2 separate regions of the Homo sapiens genome follow, and region 2 is linked to region 1. The links are chromatin contacts, found by Hi-C or POLR2A ChIA-PET in ENCODE. All regions are on one chromosome and are shown on one strand. Each heading gives the region's core, a stretch centred on a gene start or an enhancer-like site at or near the end of the contact. The rest is flanking DNA. Distances are from core to core; before and after follow the strand shown.

Region 1 (7,683 bases), core at 3,172-5,671:
GGGACCCCACATGACCACATGTGGGGAGTGACCACCACGAGCTGAGTTCCATCAGCCCCACAGGCGCAAGGTCAGGCAGGGCCCGCGGCAGATGCACAGCTGGGCTTGGCAAGCTCCAGAGGGCATGGGCCGGCAGCCTAGACCCCTGCGTCACCCCCAGACCCTTGAGTACCTGCGCCCTGCCTCAGCTCATACCTACAGCCATGGGGGGACTCCCTGTGACCGAGTGTGGCCTGTGGGTGGGTTGGCTCACTGGGTGGATGGGCAAGCCAAAAAGGGGACAGCAACTTCACCAGAGCCTCATCCAGCAGGCCTCAAAGAGAATGTGGTGAGGAAAATGCCCCCACTGGGGGCAGATGCACCTGGTCACCCCCTGGTGTAGAAAAAAAAGTGGATCAAGGTTAGAATAACACTAGCTGCCAGCAGGGGTGGGTGTCCTGGACAGAGGCGTGTGGTGGGTGGAGGAATGGGAAGCGTGCAGGTTGCTGTCTCACATTAATGTCCACCTGAGAGCATCCGCCATGGAGGGGGCACTGAACAGCTTTGAGAGATGGCTGGTGGTCGCTGGCCACCCAGGGCTGGCCAGAGGGGCCTCAACAGCACAGTCTCTGACTTACCAAAGGCTGATGCAGTCGCTGTTGCTACTGAGTGTCCAGCCTGCCAGCAGGAGATGCCAATGTGATCGGCCCACAAGACACCATTCCCAGGGAGGCCCGCCTGTGGGCGCTGGGCAGCACGCTGACGGCTCCAACAGGCATGGGCATATCCTCTGGGTCTGAGTCTGCCTGTCCCACCTGCAGATCCTCAGGCAGCATCACTCTCTGTGGCTATGGAAGGTCTAGTCCACCAGCATGGGGTGCCTCAGGGTGGTGCGTTGTGACCAGAACACCAGCCTCACAGCAAAGACCATGTCAGGGGACAGGACCCGAGAGTCCTGTGGCTAAGTCACATATAGCACCTGCCACAGCCGCCAGCCTGGTAGGGCGTCGGCACGGCCTGAGAGGTGCCAGTTTGGAGGTGGCTCCATGATGGTGGGCAGCAGCGTTTTCTGATTTGTAGCACATACAGTACAAAGACCTCTATCTGGAAGGACACGTGGCCTGGGAAATGGGATGCAGGCCGGTGCTGCTTGTTCCTCTCCTGATCAACTATAGCAGTTAAGTGGACAAGTGCAGCAACTCTGAGCTGGGCACAGTGAGCAGGCCACAGATCCCTTGGGGGTGAGTGTTTTAGCATTTGGGCGGCTGCTGAAGCCAGCAGAGGTGGGAGCTATGGGTGAGGGGAACTACCCTGGGGTGTGAGAAGGTGAGGAGCAGGGCAGCTCTGAGACCAGTGCGGCACTGGGGGACACAGTCTGGCCTAGTCACCTTCCTCCTCCTCTCTTGTATTCCTTTATTTTAAACGTTCTGGTTTTCAAGTACGTTTAGATGCAGGAAGATGATAAAAGTAGTACAGAGTTCCCATAAACCTTCAGGCAGCTCTCCCTAGGTTAAAAAATGTCACATAACATCTTAAGATGACCAAAGCCACTGACAATGTGCTAGTCACTCAACTACAAACATGATGTGAATTTCACCAGCCTTCCCACTCTTGTCCTTTCTCTGGCCCAGGAGCCCATCCTGGGTCCCTGATGTTCTGAGCTGTCGTGTCCCCTTGGTCTCCTCCAGTCTGAGACGGTTCCTCAGTCTTTCCACGTCTTCTCCGACCTTGGCGCTTTGGTGGAGCACTGCGGGTGTCTGCAGACTGCCCCCCAGTCTGGGCCTGACGTTCCTCATGATGAGACTGAGCTGCTGCACCTTCAGGAGAAATCCCACGCAGCGACGAAGGCTGTGTTCCCCTCAGTGCTTCATGTTGGCTTTTGTCTTATTTCTGTGAACTCTGACCACTCGGCAAGGTGGTAGCTGCCAGGTTTCTTTACTGTAAAGTTACTATTTTTCCCACTGCAAATAATGAGAGGATCCAAATATCCTTTTTCTCATCACACTTTTACCCACTGATTATAACATCCAGGTTAAACATTTCAGGTTCTGGCCTGCAAGTTATTGCTGCCTAATCTTCTTCCTCTAAGTTTCTCCCAGAAAGAAAGCCCCTTGGAACCTGAAGGAGCTGGCCCCCAAAAGGTGCATCAATGATCTGAATGGCCCTGGGGTGAACTGTGGTGGACATGGAACTGTGCTGCCATGATCGCTCCTGGGGAGGCCTGGCTGCCTGGCTGCGGGTGCTGCTGTTAGCAGACGGCCACAGGGCGCCTTTAGGGATGCCCTCAGCTGTAGGGAGCCACCTCGTCCAGGGTGCAACGCTTCCCGCACATCCCACCCCTAAGGATGATGGGCATAGTATCACTTTGACCTCTTCCTCTGTGCGGTCCTGCTTCCTTCCCATCCCTTCCACAGGTACTGACTACCTGCTAATTCTCCACGTGCCAAACTCATCTCAGTGTCTGCTTCTGGAGAACCTGACCTGTGACACCACCTCCTGCCCTATTTCAAGGACTAGAGAATGAGATGTGAATAACTGCTTGATAAATCACAAGCTACAATACAAACACAAACTACTATAATGAACGGATTAAACAGTTAAAGAAATAAAAACACACAATTATATGGACGACAACCCTCTAATCCTATGTAACTTTGCTCCCTCTTAAAATTGCCTTCTCTTAAAAGTGCAGTTTTTAAGTTATTAGGTGAAGAACTTTTCAATTGCAAATTGTTGGTTGGGTTACTGATTGGGTATTTACTAACAGTAGATATCCATGTGAATTATGCAAAGTGGTAGGCTCCTCAGTGAATGAAGTCCTTCTCTAGGGAATGATGCAACAAAGGTCAACAACGTCTATGAACCCAAATCTGAATTACAAGATGGAAAGTCCCCACAGAATGACACACTGTACAGCTTTAGAAAAACAATAACCAAACTAGATTTCTTCAGGAAGCTTTCTAGAATGACTTTTTTTTTTTTTTTTTAAAAAGGTACTCACAGATGCTCCTCCCATTATCTTGGGAAACATAACGGTAGAACAGCCATCTGGACTCTGTCCGAAGGTGGTATAGGGTGTTTGAAACCAAGCCTTTTCATTAGCCCAAACCACATCGCAAAGAGGCAATATAGATGCTCCTAGACCAATGGCTGGGCCATTGACTGCTACAATAATGGGCTTCTTAAATTGAATGAAAGTATTCACGAAGTTTCTAAAATGAAAAATAAATGGGGAATTACTCAAAACATTGCATATTTGAGCAAAGGAAAAGTCTATTATGGAATTCAATTTACCAAGATGTAAATGCTACGGAAATCCTGAAGACTTGAGATTTGTTTAAGGCCTTCCCCAGCAGTTGTGGACCCTAGACTTATTTACTACGTGTTGTAAAGGTTTGGTGACAGCCTGGAGCCCACGCATGTAGTGGCTGTCACTACAGGCCCTACGTGAAGGCCACAGGGTAACATGCAGCCATGAGCTGCACTGGAATTTGCAGGTGGCTCTCGGGCTCTATAAACAACACATCTTGCTCCCCAACCTGTCTTCCCTCGAAGACACAGGAGCCCAGTACATATTCTGGGCTTCACAAGACAAATCAAGAAGCTGTCACAGAGGAAATCTGGCCCAGGGCATACTAAGACTGCCTGGTGTTAAGTGTACGGTGGTGGATTAGGGTTCACAAAAACCCTGGGATCTGGGTCTGGCCTTGGTTCATGATTTCAGACAGCTCACTGATTATCTGGCAATAATTGCTATTTCCTGAGTTTATGTGGAAGTGGACTGAACAGTCTGGGGGATACAGAGACAAGAGTGTCACAGGCTGGCTCAAGACATGCGACCTGCAAACAAGAAGAGCAAACAGCACAGGGCTCAGGCCTGTACCCACATCCTGCTCCACTGAGGGCTGGAGGGTACGGCTGCAGCAGGAGTTCGGAGGACAGTGGGGTCAGGCGTGGGGCAGCCTCTGCACAGGACAGAGGTTTAATAAATCAAGCCCATGCTATTTTGGGATTTGCTTTAGATCAGGCTGGAAAAGTAGGCTGCTTTTCAATGTAGGGTAGCTTGGTGTCATACCACTTTAGGAATGTGCATTTTCTTCCCCTAAATACTAGAAGCTGATCTTATGCTCAGAGGTTGTTTCTTGTTATGATTTCACACAGTGGAGAAAAGAAGAAACACAAGATAGTCCCTTCAGTGCAGGCTGAGTTCTAGATCAGAAGTGCAGAGTAAGGACAGCTTTTCACTTGCTGGATTCTAAACCTGACCCCCATCTTTAATACTGAAAATAACAATCTAGATGCTCTCTACAATTCAGCAATTTAAAACCACAGCAATCTGTTCAGATCTTCTCTGAAAATCATGACTCAGCATCTGAGATAGCTCCCCACTCAACTCCCCGAGACACTGACGGATGACTCATATTTTTTGGCAGGGGCAGGTCAGGGAGGTGAGGAGGGTTGTGTCTGTGTGTGTATGAACAGGAGAGTGAGGAATTGCAGAGTTTAGCGGCTGGACCTCAGCCTAGCCCCCAAGGTTTGTGGGATCTTTGCATTGAGCAAGAATTAACTCATTCAAATGAATGAGTTGCACTAAGTCTTTCTAAATGAGAGAGCCTGAGGCATTCTTAGAAAGATCACACTGGGGTTTAATGATCAGAGTGTCAGACAACCTTTTAAGCAGACTCTTGAAATAAGCCTAGAAGAACTACATGAAGCTATTTCAGTTGTGTCATCTTTTGAAGATATGGGGTCAATGACACAAGATGGAAATACATTTCCTAGGCCCAGTAACTGATGACTCATGAAAAGGTAAAACTGCTGAACTGTCTCTCAATGATAAGGAACAGCTGTTTCCAAAATCTGAGTAGCTCCAATTTCATCTGCCTTATGGAACAGAAGGCAAACTGTTATAGCCGTTGCCCAGGCTGACATCTGGAAACCACGGATGGGGCAATAAATTAACATAAAAGCGATGATCAAAGTCAAGGTAATAAGAAGGTAATTCTACAGAAAAACAGTAAAAGGAATTATTTCATATATCCTTGCCTCCATGCCCATATATTTGTATAAAAAAATCTGCTTCTAAAATATTAATAGATATTGGTAAGTCGAAACTTAGATTTTGATAGGCTGAAGGCATTTTTTGGAACTGAAATTTTATTTTTACTTTTGCCTGGAATGGTGACTTCACCTGAAGCTGGTGGCTCTTTCTGGACGGGGTATGAATGAACCAGCATGCTCTGGAGCAAAGAGCCCCTTCCCTTTTCAGGGAATGGGAACTGGCCATTCTGAATAGTGAGCCCTGAGATGCCAGAAATGGATGTGGTGCACACAGAGACTCGTTTTGTTTTAAAAAAGAAAACCTTTACAGAAATGCTTTCTCTGCCTAGTAGAAACTTCCCAGGACCATAAAGGCTTAACCAAGGGAGCTGCAAATCAAGGCACAAGGAACCAGAGGCGAGGCAGGGGCTGCCTTCAAGCCTGGGACGGTCCTCTCCCAAGTAGCCCCTGCTTCTGTGGGCTTCAGCCAAGTGTGTTTTAAACTTGAAATCAAAATGTATGAACACTCAAATGTTTGCCATGCAATGTACTGAAGTTAAATTTGTTTCTTTGGAATTGAATTCAAGGCTGTTGTTGGGTATGGCAGGGAAGGAGGCTGATATTTGCCACATAATTAGTCTAAAAAGACTTTATAATTAAACAAAACTCTTCCTTTAAAGGACATTTACTAATCTGGAAATATCAAACAGCTGGAAAATCACATAAGATGTAGGGACTGTCAAAGGAACGTTTGGGGAGAAGGAGGCAGCAGGGACCTGAAGTTGGGCAGCCAGTGTGCTGCTTTCCATGGCTGAGGTCTCTCTCATTTGAATGGCACCTTCGTTTGAAGGACTAATGGGGTACAGGTCAGGGTCATGGGGCATGTTTACTGGCTCACTTTGTTCTCTCCCAAATCCTCTTGCCCCTGGGGCACTGCTTGGGCAGGGCCCCCGGTCTCCCTCTGTGGGAGGAAGAAGAAACCTCACTTTTGGGGAGAGAAGTCTCCTGGTCCTTAAAACCCAGTGGCAGCTACTGGTTCTGGCAGACTTCAAAAGCCTAATGCTGTCCATGAACTTGAAAGAATTTTGTTCTAACCACAAAGGTGCAGAATATTTTTGTTGCAATTACCCTGCAAACTGCAAACCACGAATCCTCGTCACAAAGTCAGCTGCTCTAGATACCTGGTGACCTAATATGAAACCTCATCTTCCTGTTTGCTTCCCGCTTTTCCTTTGGAAACTTGCTACGATGAAGTCCTTTGCCTCCAAGTTTTAAGGAACATGAGACAAGACACCAGAGAAATGAAAAATATACACAGGAAGAGCTTTTATCCACATAAAAATTAATTTAAATGCAAATAAGAAAAGGAAAGGTTAAGTGACTCTGGTGTAACTAATTATTTTTCTGATCTTGCCAGACTACATTAAGGAAAATTCACATTGACAAAAATATAGTCACATAAAGAAGAAACAAGTTGGTTTTCCTAAAGCAGGACTTGGCTCTTCACAAGAATATCAATCCAGCTTTTTGTGTGGAGTAGGGAGAGTGGACGGAGCAGGGAGCTGATGAAAGTGAACTTTTAAAGTGACATCAAGTTCAACAAAGGAGATCTCCACTTAAACCTGGCTGGATCTAGCTTTCCTCTGCTTTTACTGATCCCAGCGCCACAAGCCCACAGCCTCTGTCCAAGGGAATTCAACGCTGGAGGGAGGAGTGAGCTGCACCCGGCGAGGCACCAGCGGGCTCACAAGTGGAGCCAGGGAAAAGCCTACACGGGAAAACGGAGCCAGGACCCAGAAGGCACTGGCTGACACATCCGATTTTCTTATGACCGCAGAGCTACCAAAAAGCACAATATTATGTGTACATTCAGCGTGATATTATGGAGAACATGCAAAGTGACCATAGGAGGCATGGTGGTTTGTATTTTAAAAATAAAAGTTAAGTTCATGGAATTCACCCTGAATGGATAATAATGAAGCTGTCTTAGAGGCGCTGAGAGTCAGCCAAGGATTTATGACACTGATCAAGCAGTTTAATCTTAAACTGAAGAACAAGATGGTCCCACCTAGTGTACCACAGGGATGAAATCCCCTAGGAGATTAGAAACAATACTTAATAAGATCAGACTATAAAATTTCAAACCACTTCTGAAAAAAACCACACATAATGTGATAGCCTGTAAAAGGTAACATTCAAAAGATTAAGGGATAACCTCCTAAATACATGTGTACATCATATGAGAAAATATAGTAATTCTGAAAATGATTAAATATGTCATGAGAGGCTAAGGCAATCCCCTTCAACCCAGAGGTGTGGGTTCCAGGACTCCTGTGATGGGCTGTTTGGTGCCCATCAGAGCCATCTTGGGTGTCAGTCAAAGAAAGACGTCCCTGCCTACCCCAGACTCAACAAAACAGAAAAAAGAGCCCCCCTACCCACCACACCAATCCTGCTGTGCAAGCTCTAGAAGGGTTTAGGTGCTAGAAAGCCCAGTGCACCAAGGGCAGTGCTCAGCTGGAGCCTAGTAACTATCAAAAGTAGTTCAACTTCAGCCCTCCAGAAATCTGGGATTTTGGAAAAGATCCAACTTACTTTACTGCCATTTTGCCAGTCTACGTTTTCTTTCATTTTTCATCCTCTGTAAGTTAAAAAGGCAAGCAC
Region 2 (7,683 bases), core at 1,337-3,836, 290 kb after region 1:
CAATTGAATTTGTTTAATAGATATAAAGCCTTATCATATTTTATATTTCTGCTTGTGCCAGTTTTGGTAATCTGTATCTTTTGAGCAATGTGACCACTTATGCAATTTTTCAAATTCATTGGCATATACGTGTGTATATTCTTCCCTATATCGTTCTTTTAATATTTGTAGGATCTGTGATGATGTTCTCTCTTTCATTCCTGATTTTGGTAATTTGTGTCTTCTTGCTCAGTCTAGAGTCTTTGTGATTTTATTAATCTTCTCAAAGAGCCAGCCTTTGGTTTCATTGGTTATCTCTATTGTTTGCCATTTTTGGTTTCTTTTTACAGGAGAGGAAATAGTAGTGATAGTTTACCCTTTGTCTCAGTGGTAAACAATATTAGATAACCATAACAATGTTAATACCGACTCAGGAACACATGACTCATGATTATGATGTAACCCCATTTTGGAGTATGAGGAAAATGGAGGAGGAGAAGTAGTTTATGAAAACAATATCCTTATCTTTCTAATAGGAAGTCAATAATACACTAAAATAGATTAATCAACAAGTTGCAGAATAAACGTATCATTTTGAAATGTGAACGTAAATACTGGAAGAAAGAGAGGAAGGAAAGGAAAATGGTAGTATTCAGCAAGAAAATTGGGGAGTTAGGTCAGAAACTTTTTTTTTTTGTATTGAGTATTTGACAAAATATATGAGTGTTATTATGTTGATAAAATAAAAATTAATCTAACACTTCAGTATCAGAATGGGAAAAAGTATGGCTGGAAAACAAGGTTTTCCGAGCCTGGGAGAGGTTACAGACATGATCTCGGGGAATATGCCGTGACTTTGAGTAGTGTGGAAAGCCGCCTTTTATTTTCAGTTAGTTAAAAAAATTCTGCATTTGTTGTATTCTGATGGAATTATTATAAATGTGAAGTTATAAAGCCTGTTGTAATTGAATGAGGAATTGCCACATAAATATGTCCTTAACATCATATTAGATAGTTCTTTACAGTTTTCAAGGAGATTTCATATACATTGCCTTCTTTAAACCTCACTTTAGCTCCGTGAGCCCAGTGTTATTATAGACAGCATCTTCAGTTTGTAGCTGTGTTTCAGCTAAAAGATCTGCTGAGGGTCACACTGGTGGTAAGTACCTGGGGATGGACTACAAACTCATCACTGTCACTAAGAACTCCATAATATACATAGTTGAATCACAAAACAATTTTAAACATGTTGATTTATTTATCTGCTTGTTTTCATAACTATAACCTGATGACTTGAACAGTTGGTAGCAGGATAGAACATATATTGATGTTGCTTTGAATACATTTCAATATCTGTGCAGCAATTACTTGCTGTGTGACCTTGGGAACATTATTTAATTTATCTGAGCCTCTTTTTCTCCACCTGAAAAAGGATATTACTACCTTTCTCATAAGGTTGTTCTTCAGAGTTAACGTAAGTAAAATGCTTATGACAGTACCTAGAAGTTAGTATGGACTCAATAATTGCTTAATATTAGATCATTTTTGTTAACTATACAAATAACTAAGATTATTTGATAATTACTGCCTGCTATCTTTTGTATGAGAACCGCAATACTGCCTCACTATCAAATGATGATATTGAGTTCTCCTAGTGAAATGCTCAGTTAAAAAAGTGACACGTTCATATGTGAACATCAAAGTTAAACTGAAATTACTTTAAAAATTAATTTACTTTTGAAGATCACCTTCCTAGTAATGTGAGTCACTAAGAATCTGAGTACATAGATATAAATCCTGCTTTTGTAAGATAGCATATATGCAGAGAAAAATGTGGATAAGTACATATCAAACAGTTGACAGTGGTTATCTCTAAGGATTGGGATCATGGTAGGGGTGCATTGATCTAATTTATTTATTGTTTTTAGTGCTTTTTTAAAAAATAGAAAGCATATACTGCTTTTATTATCTGAAAAAATATGATTTAAAAATGTTTATGTAAAAAACAAGCCTTACAGAAATCACAGCCTTATCAGAAATGTTTGACATGACTTGCCCCACACCGGCTTCTAGTGAAATGCTCTGAGATCTCCCTGAGGATTGACATCCCGCTGACAGGTCTCTAGTTCTAGGATTTCCAAAGGTACCGATGAACCACTTGTACCATAGAATTTGCATCTGGTTTCCACGTAGGAGGTGTGTTCTGTGGGGCTCCCTGGGCTTGGTAGGCAAAACATTTTAGGAACAGAGAAAATGTGTTGGCTTTAAAGAAGAGATTTCACTGCTGGTCTTTCCAGCTATGACCTGTGACCGGCTGTGGGCATTACTGTAGTCAAAGCCATTTTAGTTAAACATATTTATAAGCAGAGTTAAAAAGGGACTGTGGCTGCTATCTCACACCCCAAGATGACATTCAAGCTTTGCGTTTTCAGTTATTCCTAAAGTTATTTCTAAAACCAATGCTGCACTCAATTTTAGTCTCTCTCTCTCTCCCCTTCCTGCCCATCCGGGGTCTAGCCAAAGCTCCCTTCCTCAACTCCAGCTCCATCTCTCCAGGTTTTCCCTCTGCCCGGTTCTCCCGGGAGCGAGAGGGGGTGGGGACAGGCGGCTTTGGCGTCAACAGCAGCACGAGCTGCGGCTTCCTGCCTCCCCAGGCGGCTTCGGTTCCAAGGGTGCCTGGCTGCCTAGCGTCCCGCAGTGTCCAGGGCTTTCAGACCTCACCTAAGGTCCTAAAGATGTCCTCATTCTCCAGAATGGCACTGCCTCTACCAAGGAGGACACTTTGAAGTGTTGGTCCTGGCTACAGGCGCCCTCTGCTACTGACTGGTACCTGTGAGTCTATATAAAAGCCATAGAGCCAATTCCTCACACCCTCAGCAAATGAAACCTGCCCGTGGGATGCCCTTTGGCTTTTATTTCACGAGTGATCAGAAGCTGGCTACCGCCCTGGTGGCAAGTGTGAGCTTACTGTCACTTACTGTCTGGGCAGCAGTTTATGACATCTGTATGGTTTTAACTCTCAACCTTTACACTCTCTTGAATAACAAACTTGAAAAGAGATGACTCCCGGGAAGAACCTCCCCAATTTTGTTGTTGTTGTTTGTTTGTTTTTCTTCTTTGAGATGGACTCTGACTCTGTTGCCCAGGCTGGAGTGCAGTGGCGTGATCTCGGCTCACTGTAACCTCTGCCTCCTGGGTTCAAGTGATTCTCCCACCTCAGCCTCCCAAGTATCTGGGATTACAGGCACCCGCCATCATGCCCAGCTAATTTTTGTATTTTGTATTTTTAGTAGAGATGGGGTTTTGTCATGTTGGCCAGGCTGGTCTTGAACTCCTGACCTCAGGTGATCCACCTGTCTAGGCCTCCCAATGTGCTGGGATTATAGGGCCAAGAACCGCCTTTCACAGGAATTGAGAACATTTAAAAAGGATGTCATAGGCCATGTTCCGAAGAAAGGGAACCTTATGAGATTATTGATGACAGATTCTGAGGAATTAGCTGAGCTTTCTGATGGGTCATCAGAAATGTGGGTGGGAGACAAAGGCTGTTCCAAAGTGTTCCAGGCCAAGGTCAGAGCAAAACTCGTGCATGTGTTGGGTATCTGGCCCCATTCGAGGTTGCTTTGGCCGGACGTGGTGGCTGACGCCTGTAATCCCAGCACTTTGGGAGGCTGAGGTGGGCAGATCACGAGGTCAGGAGTTAGAGACCAGCCTGGCCAACACAGTGAAACCCCGTCTCTACTAAAGATACAAAAATTAGTTGGGTGTGGTGGTGTGCGCCTGTAGTCCCAGCTACTCGGGAGACTGAGGCAAGAGAATTGCTTGAACCCAGGAGGTGGAGGTTGCAGTAAGCCGAGATTGTGCCACTGCACTCCAGCCTGGGTGACAAAGTGAGACTCTGTCTCAAAAAAAAAAAAAAAAGTAATGATGATAACAATAATCAACTAATGTTTACTGGATACCTGCTATGTGCATGACCTTACTCATTTGGGTCTCACCACAAGCCTAGGCGAAGAAGCCCAAAGCACGTGCCATCCAACATCCCCTAGTCTAGTCCTTATGCTTGCTCTGATGAGATGAGCACAAGGCTGGCTGCAGAGGAGAAAGTTCTTTCCAAGGCTTAAGGTACCCTTTATGTCCTCAGCCTTTATTGAGGGTTGGTGTGAGAAACAGCCCTGTGACAAACATCTCTGAAGGTGTTCTTTATCTGTTATTGACTGCGGTCCATTTCCTTGTCTAGTGGCTTTAAAAGAAAACCATATGTCATAAATTCCTTTGGGAGTTAAAGGTTGTTTCTCTTGATGGTTTTTTGTGCTTCCTTTCATTAGACGGATGTCTTGGTCTAAGGCCTAGAGATTCTGATTCAGTGCGTTTGAGTAGGGTGAGATGACCAGACTTTGAAGATGCCCCCTCCCTTTGAGTCCGAGGCACAGCCAGGGCTAGGAACCCCTCCTGTGGCTCTTGGTCAGCTCCCCCTGTAGTCCCTGATTGGGATCACAGAGCTAAGATTTGTGCTCCTTTTACCTAGGTTTTCTGACAGAATTTTTGCACCCTTTTCATGTCTTGTCTCTTTTCTTGTCTCTTGTCTCTTGCTGTTTTGCTTCCCTTCCCTTAATATTTTTAGAATTCATATATCATTTATTGTAAAATACCTTGTCTGCTTTCAGCATAAAACCAAATGAATGAAAGAATGGGTGTCATTCTCCACCTAAAGTTTCCAACAGGATTTTCCTTAAAACACCTCCTTATTCTTTCTTTCTGTCATTCTTTCACCTACTTTGCTGTTTTTAATTAATTGCTTGACAAAGTAAACATTTATTTACTTTTGAAAGACACTAATGTATTCTAAAGGGAAACTGGCTCCCTCTCAAATGTCTGGAGCCATCATAATTGTGAAGAGACACTGTTCCAGGAGAAGTAGTTCAACCTTGAGATAATGAGAGGGTTGTCTGGAGAGGACCATAATGAGTTCAAAGGAAGGTGCTGGAATAAATGCAGACACAGAGGTTGTTAATGCAATGTAGAGATTGTCTCATCTCATGGCCCTCCCACCCCATTCCACTGATGTCAGTTTAGTTACTTCCCTTGCTTGCGGTATGTCAACATGCAGCAATTATTTTGTTTTTGTTAACAATGATAGGACTTCAGTGCGATGAACTTGGCCTGCATCCCTGAATGCTGCATTTACAACCAGCTTTCCTTGCTTGACAGCAGACTTCATTGAATAAAAAGAGGCAACTCCAAAGGTTATTGCAAGATTACAGCATAGCAGGTCTGGACAAAGGCACTGTGGAATGTGGGAGGATGACTGACTGGGGCCTGGAGGAAGTGACATTGGCTTCAGTGGGGCACTGTAGAGTCACATAGTAATGCACATGTGACCAGCTGCAGGTGTTTGCTTGATCCTATCTTCTACATAAGAAAAAGAACTTTAAAAAAATCATTTAGTGTGACAAAGGCTTCAGTACCATCAGATTATTAAAATTATCCTACTGATGGAATGGTTTTTAAATTAAATTTTGTGTAATGTTGACAAACCTCTATCAATATAGCAGGTTTCATCTGCTGCTAATCAGCATAAGTGACTTACAACTAAGTTAATCAGCCATTTTCATTCCAGAGGTTGATCTTAATCCAACTGTTTATTAATAATTCGAGTGCCCCTCTCTCTGTTTTCTGAAGGAATCGGTTGTTTATACTTTTCAAGTCCCTGCTCCAGGTTAACTTTCTTTTTCTTTTTTTTTTTTGAGATGGAGTCTTACTCTGTAGCCCAGGCTGGAGTGCAGTGGCATGATCTTGGCTCACTGCAACCTCCGCCTCCTGGGTTCAAGCGATTCTCCTGCCTCAGCCTCCCAAGTAGCTGGGATTACAGGCGCATGCCACCACGCTCAGCTAATTTTTGTATTTTTAGTAGAGACAGGGTTTCACTGTGTTAGCCAGGATCCGGGTAAACTTTCACACTAGATGGTATCACTGTCTTTTGGAAATTTACCACTGAACTGGGATGATACACCACGTAGGAAAAAATCATTAGCAATACAAAGCAGTGTAAGTTAGCAGTGCTAACAGGTGGTAGAAACCCAAGTTGTCAGGAATTGAGAAGCAGGCATGACCACATGGGTTGGGGAGAGGAGGGAGTGATTCCCTAGAGATGGCACCTAGTCTATGGGAAAGCCACATCTTTGTATGCTGTAGGAACCCTCTTCTCCAGCCATGGTGGCCATGCATCTGTGGAATTTTCCTTTCCTGCTTACCACCACACCTTTGCCAGTATGATTTTTTCCACCTAAAATGTCTAACCTTTTTGTTCACTTAACACAATTCTCCCCAAGTTTCGAAACTCAGGTTGTGGAGGTCCTTGACTGTGTGGCTTGGAAATGTGCACTTTCTGTTGTTGGAAATCACTACCTACTATTGAATGAGATTGTGAAATGATACACATGAACCCTAGCTGTGTTATAAGAAGAGAATTGTTTCCAGACATGCAATACAATGGGCCTGTGCCTCCTGTTTACTCATTTGTTGTCACAACAGCCCGGTAGTGTGTTGACAGATATGAAGGAACACATCTCACACATGAGCGTGAAAACCCAACCATCAGCTTATGAACTACAAAAGGATTATTATTTATTGTTTTTCTCTTGGACATCTGAGAAGGGGCTAAAGAGTTCACAACCAAACCTGGTTGCATTGTGCTTTGCTTTATTGCACTTTGCAGATAGTACGTTTCTTACAGATTGAAGTTTTGTGGCAACCCTGTGTGGGGCAAGTCTATCAGCATGATTTTTCCAGCAGCCTTTGCTCACTTTGCGTCTCTGTGTCATAGTTTGGCAATTCTCACAACATTTCAAACTTTTCCATCATTATAATATCTGTTCTGGTGATCTGTAATGTTACCATTGTAATTGTTTTGGGGGGCCACGAACTATGCCCATAGAAGATGATGAATGTAATTCACAAATGCTGTGTGTGTTCTGACCCCTCCACCAGCCTGCTGTTCTCCCACCACTGTCCCTTTTCTTGGGCCTTCCTATTCCCTGAGATACAATGATGTTGAAATTAGGCCAATTAATAACCCTACAGTGGCCTCTAAGTGTTCAAGTGAAAGGAAGAGTTTCATGTCTCTTATTTTAAATCAAAAGGTAGAAATGATTAAGCTGAGATAGCTGAAAGCTAGGCTCTTGTGCCCGAGAGTTAGCCAACTTGTGAATGCAAAGAAAAAGTTCTTGAAGGAAATTAAAAGTGCTACTCTAGTGAACACACAGATGATAAGAAAGCAGAACAGCCTTATTGCTGATATGGAGAAAGTTCTAGTGGTCTGGATAGAAAATCAAACCTGTCACCACATTTCTCTGTGCCAAAGCCTAATCCAGGGCAAGGCCCTAACTCTCTTCAATTCTCTGAGGACCAAGAGAGGTGAGGAAGCTGCAGAAGAAAAGTTTGAAGCAACAGAGGTTGGTTCATGAGGTCTAAGGAAAGAAGCCGTATTTGTAATTTAAAGGGCAAGGTGAAGCAGCAAGTGCTAATGGAGAAGCTGCAGCAAGTTATCCAGCAGATTTAACTAAAATTGATGAAGGTGGCTACATTAAATAGAAGATTTTCAATGTAGAAGAAACAGCCATGTATTGGAAGAAGACACCAACTAAGACTTTTATAGCTACAGAGGAGAAATCAATGCCTGGCTTCAAAGCTTCAAGGACAGGC

Evidence for each region. Hi-C counts contacts between places; a loop is a spot of excess contacts on that map. ChIA-PET counts read pairs that join two places held with the same protein, here RNA polymerase II (POLR2A). Pooled maps may share reads with other maps.
Region 2: a loop to region 1 is called in a map of HCT116, with 4 times the contacts of the local background. The contact joins two enhancer-like sites. A Hi-C loop is called at or near these places in 3 of 168 maps with a recorded cell type or tissue (HCT116, Right ventricle myocardium inferior and mammary epithelial cell), 2 of 37 single-sample maps with no recorded cell type and 18 of 50 pooled maps. POLR2A ChIA-PET finds 5 or more read pairs at or near these places in 1 of 52 experiments (OCI-LY7).

Annotation. Positions count from the first base shown.
Region 1 is chr6:4,939,054-4,946,736 of GRCh38, reverse strand. It overlaps CDYL (chromodomain Y like), which reads right to left. Exons shown (of 7, transcript NM_004824.4): 5 at 2,981-3,191. Among named protein-coding and RNA genes, the nearest start is that of LYRM4-AS1, 61 kb to the left of the region's middle. Within about 2 kb of position 4,421, at least 10 of the 41 ENCODE cell types and tissues checked have a DNase peak (open chromatin) inside an H3K27ac peak, as active enhancers do.
Region 2 is chr6:4,642,679-4,650,361 of GRCh38, reverse strand. It overlaps the pseudogene LOC124901549. Among named protein-coding and RNA genes, the nearest start is that of KU-MEL-3, 36 kb to the right of the region's middle. RefSeq lists a silencer at 2,413-2,707 and an enhancer at 2,413-2,707. Within about 2 kb of position 2,586, at least 11 of the 41 ENCODE cell types and tissues checked have a DNase peak (open chromatin) inside an H3K27ac peak, as active enhancers do.